2 separate regions of the Homo sapiens genome follow, and region 1 is linked to region 2. A link is a loop called in an ENCODE intact Hi-C map of the cell type or tissue named here. Cell type or tissue: ovary. All regions are shown on one strand.

What was found. Peaks named below come from ENCODE experiments on the same cell type or tissue, not always from the same donor. Only the 100,000 strongest peaks of a DNase experiment are listed, where the experiment ranks them.
Region 1: a loop joins it to region 2, with 3 times the contacts of the local background. A loop is called at or near these places in 4 of 110 quality-filtered maps.

The regions. Positions count from the first base shown.
Region 1 is chr6:156,573,517-156,576,016 of GRCh38, reverse strand. No RefSeq gene overlaps it. Among named protein-coding and RNA genes, the nearest start is that of SNORD28B, 200 kb to the right of the region's middle. In ovary, no CTCF peak of the experiment used is centred here; no DNase peak of the experiment used is centred here.
Region 2 is chr6:156,166,539-156,169,038 of GRCh38, reverse strand. LOC101928923 (a long non-coding RNA gene) reads left to right here. Exons shown (of 9, transcript XR_001744423.2): 4 at 545-703. Among named protein-coding and RNA genes, the nearest start is that of SNORD28B, 210 kb to the left of the region's middle. In ovary, no CTCF peak of the experiment used is centred here; DNase peaks (open chromatin) are centred at 1,020 and 1,548; H3K4me3 peaks cover 886 bases; H3K27ac peaks cover 1,754 bases.

The sequences.
Region 1 (2,500 bases), 410 kb before region 2:
TTGTTCAATTTTGTGTTTTGGCCAGGGGATGATTGCTGGAGGGTTCTGTTCAGCCATCTTGCTCCATCTCCTCTACTGGAAGGGGGAAATCTGACAGGATTTCAGTCCACAGGTAAATGATGAGGTATGTGAGTGGCAATAGCGCCCTGTGCTTTGCTATGACCTTCTGAGTGGAAGGGAGTATGACTGCTACCTCACTTCTGTTTTCTGAAGCTAGCACAAAACATCTCTTGTAACCCACATGAATCCATGCTATTCAGGGAAGAAAAGTCTAACAAAAGTAATACCAGCTTGGCCAAGTTTGCATGATACAAATTCATCTCTCACCTGATTATCTCATTCTTCTCTTTCTGAGACTCCAAGTGCAAATATGACACATTTTCTGGCTGTTCCATATATCTTATACTCTATTTTGTACTTTGCATTCTTTTGGTTTTCTGTCCTTCAGTTTATATATTTTCTTATTAACTACCTTCCATTTGACTAAATCTCTCCTTTATCATTTTGAATCTGCTATTAAACACATTGAGTTCTTAATTGTGATTAATTTTTTTCTGTCCAAAAATTTCCTTTTATTCTTTTTAAGTAATTTATAGTTCTCAACTGAAATTGACCATATTCTCATTTATTTTCTTGAATATGTTTATCATTTATTTTCTTGAACATGTTTTTTTCACATCTATGTCATATAATTCTAATACTATATCTTGATCTCTTGTGTCTTCTATTTCTTTTTGTTTCTTTTGCTTTTTGGCACACTCTTGTCTTTTTATCAATTTGCCTATTTATTTGTTTAAAGATAGTTTTTTGGCTATGTTTTGCAGGCTGGTTTTTAACTCCTAGGCATAAGTGATCCTCCTGCCTTAGCCTCCCCAGTAGCTGGGACTACCAATGCATGCCACCATGCCTGGCTTTGCCTAGTTACTTTTGATCAAATTATTATTTTGATTAAGTTTCAATTTGTATAAAATTATTGAGATTATTTTATTTTCCTCTCAAAATTTATTTTTGCTTTTGGTAGGTAGTAAGTATAGGAATTGATCACTTTAATCAGATGTTGAGTTGATTCAAGTTCATCTCCAGTATTTCTAGGGGTTTATATATCTCCATATACTCCTATATAGAAAGGCATATATTTTCCTAGGAGTAACTTTTGAGGGGTCCCAACTAAAAGCATCAGATGTTTAGTAGGACTCTCTTTCTTGGTGAGTGCTATATTCCAATCTTTGCCTCCTCAGCTCTGTGAGATGCCTGAAATCTTTGCTCAGCTTCTTAGCCTCTCTGCTGTTACTTTTAAATAGAAGTGCCTACAGGGAAAGAGTGACGCCAGTGACTTCCTTTCTCTAGAAGGATCTTGGCATTTCAAGTCTTTTCTGTCTTGGTGGTTCTCTGATACCTTTGAACAGAGGTTTCTCAGATTTTGTCCAGGTTACTCTCAAGTGACATTCTTTAAAAATTGATTTTCAGGTTTTGTTTGCTGATATTTAGTTTTAGGGAGTCTAGAAGTTATAGTTCTGAAAGGTGAGCATTTCTGAATTCCAAGCTCTTGCAATCTAAGGTGTGAGTGAAAAAATGCCCTCAGTGAACTTTCTGTGGTTTGGTATTCATTTTAAAAGGTAGTTAGGAGGGTGTTCAAGATGATATTGGTGGGAATGTAAATTAGTACAGCCACCATGGAAAACAGTATGGAGATTTCTCAGAAAACTAAAAATAGAACTACCATACAATCCAGCAGTCACACTACTGAGTTTTAATCCAAAGGAAAGGAACCTGGTATATCAGAGGGACACCTGCACCCCCATGTTTATTGCAGCACTATTCATAAGAGCCAAGATATGGAATCTACCTACATAACCAGCAACAGATGAATGGGTAAAGAAAATGTATATATAGACACAATAGAATACTATTTGTCCTCAAAAAAGAATAAAAGAATGTCATTTGTAGCAACATGGATGGACTTGGAGGTCATTACATTAAGTGAAGGTCATTATGTTAAGGTCATTATGTTAAGCCAGACACAGAAAACAAATATCACATGTTCTCACTCATATGTGGAGGCTAAAAAAGCTGTTCTCATGGGGGTGGTGAGTAGAGTGATAGATTCCAGAGTCTGGGAAGGGTGTGTGGTTGGTGGGAGGATGAAGATAGATTGGTCAATGGGTACAAACATACAGTTTGATAGAAAGAATACATTCTTAATATTTGATAGCCGAGTAAAGTGACTACAGTTAACAATAATGTATTGCGTATTTCAAAGTAGCTAGAAGAAAGGATTTGAAATGTTCCTAATACATAGAAACGATAAATGCTTGAGGCGGTAGATATCCTAAATACCCTGACTTGATCCTTGTGCGTTCTGTGCATGCAAGAAAATATCACATGTACCCCATAAATATGTACAAATATTATGTATCAGTAAAAAAATAAAACGGTAGTTGTATCATGCTGTGGGATAGGAAATTCATGATTAGCACACCCATTTCATAGAGGAAGAAAC
Region 2 (2,500 bases):
ATATTTGAAAGAATTTAGCATTAAACCAGTTGGGCCTGAAATTTTCTTTGTGCAAAGATTTTGATTGTGAATTTCATTTCTTTAACGGTTATAAGGCTACTTAAATATTAGACTTCTATGATTTTCATCGTATTTCTAAGGAGATCATTCATTTCATTTACCAAATGTGTTAACATAATGTTGTTTATGATATTTGCTTTTTAACTTTCTAATGTCTGAAAATATTTTAGTTATATCTCCTTTTTAATTCCTGAATTTAGTAATTTGTGTTTTCTCTTTCTTTTTTAAAGTCTATCTAGGAGTTTGTCAACTTTATTAATGTTTTTAATGAATCAACCTTTTCTCTATTTTTTTGTTTTCTACTTTATTTTTACTCTAATTTTTATTGTTCTTTGCTTTTGCTTTTTGGGGGTTTAATTTATTGTTCTTTTTTAGCCTTTCAAGATAGAAACTTAGATTATTGATTTAACTTATTTTGCTATGCTGATATTTTACACATTAGCTCAGGTATATGACAGATACCATTATTGCTATCATTTTACAGATAAAGAAACTGAGGCTCAATGAACTTGTAACGCTTTAGTGTCAGAGCTCTAGAATGGGTGAAGGCCAGATTCAGACCCAGGCATCGTGACTCCCAAGTCTGCTTGTGGATCCTTGAAAGCAAGGGTGAGCCATAAGCATTGCACCTTTGAGAGAACTGGTAAGTTAGAACCGCAGGGACTTCTGAGAGCTTCCTTCATCATTTTCTGCATGCCTCCCAGTGTGCATAGTCTCTGCTCCTTCTCCCGTTAGCATGAGCCGTGTGTGTGATACAGTGTGAGCACTGGTGTGGAGGGTTCAGATCCATGTGGGTGGCCCCCACACTCTAGCCAAGTGAGCATGTAAAGATGTTTTTATGTAGCTTCATCGATAATTAACTTCCACTCTCTGCCTCATTCCATGCCTCCCCACTTGCCTTCCTCCCTCCCTCCAGCCTGGGTGCTTGGGGGCCTAGGCTGGGGACCTCACTGTGACTAGCTTAGCAATTCTCTAGCTCCAGGAGGCTGCCAGGACCCAGGCGGGAGTGCAGGAAGTTTTCAAGGTCTGTGCTCCAGGGTGTGTGATGACTTGACTGCTCCCTGAAGAGCTCGCTGCTTATAATCGCATAGTTTTTGGCATGTGCTCTCTGACAAAAGAACAGATGTTTCCTACAAGAACAAAAGAACAGGGCATAACTGTTGGCCTAACGCTTTGCCACTAATAACATTGAAAGTGGAAGCAACAAGTCCTAACGAGAAGGTCCCTACAGGATCATGAAGCCAGTGCCAGGGAATTGGAGTCAAAATGAAAGAACTCACGGCTGCTTTTACGTTTTAATAGGCAGTGTGCTGGATGTTTTTTAACCTCTTTGGATAAATAGCAACAGGCTATTCTTTCTAGCTGTGTTCATGAATTTTGTAGCTGTACAGTAATGATGGCTTCACAAGTTCCCTTACAAGATCCCAAGCCCGTGTCCATTTCAGAGACACACTGAGAGGGTTATGACAGGCTCGGCCAACCCTGCAGCATCAGCCTACAGTCCATATATGGGGGAAGCCTTAGCTAAATCGCAGCTCTCAGCCAAACTAAAAACACCAGAGCAAGTTTTTCTCTTTGTTGCTGGCTGGAACTTCAAAGCACGGAGAGCCCACACACAAAAATGAAAAACAAAGAACCCTAAAAAAGGGCCCAGCCTCAGAGCCCACCCCCAAAAGTTTAGTATGCCTCTTGTGTTAAAAACCTTTCACCCCATATGTCACATGTCACCCAGGGTTTCAGTCGCGTTCCTAGAGTCATTCCTCTGATTTTTCATCTCTGAAGAATATCTTCTTTGAGGTTGTCCTTGGCTTTCGCCCAAAGGAAAGACATTTATTTTTTCTCATTCTTTCCCCCAACCACCTACCCTGACTATTTCTTCAAACTAACAGACACAGTGAAAATATTATTTAAATGTTTTTAACTTCTTTTACCATGAACTGTTGTCACCAAAAAGGTTCAATGTTCGGGTTTAGTAAGTCATGGTTAGCAAAGAACATTCACAGCATCTGATGTCAACAGGATCTTTACAAATCTCTCCTCCTATTTCCCTTGGACTTTATTGAGAGGGATGGATACTATATCCCAATGTGGCAACTGGACATCCTCATTTATATTTGTGGTCCCAGCTTATACCTTTTTCCTGATGTTCTGTTTGCTGATTTGCATGATTCATTATATGATCACCTCTTCTTTAAGAAGGGGTTTTGAAAATATTTCTTATGATTCTAGCAATTTATATCAAATTTTATGGTGCTATCATTATAATGCGAATGTGGGAAATGCAGAACCAAAACCTTGAAGCGACTTGAAATTTTCATAAGGCAAATCCATTCATCACATATACATTTGAGTCCATGTTATTTTTCTGAAAATGTGGTTGAGCTAATGCAATTATGAAAATGTTGTTTCTTGGAAATGAAAAGGTTTTGTGTTCAGCAGG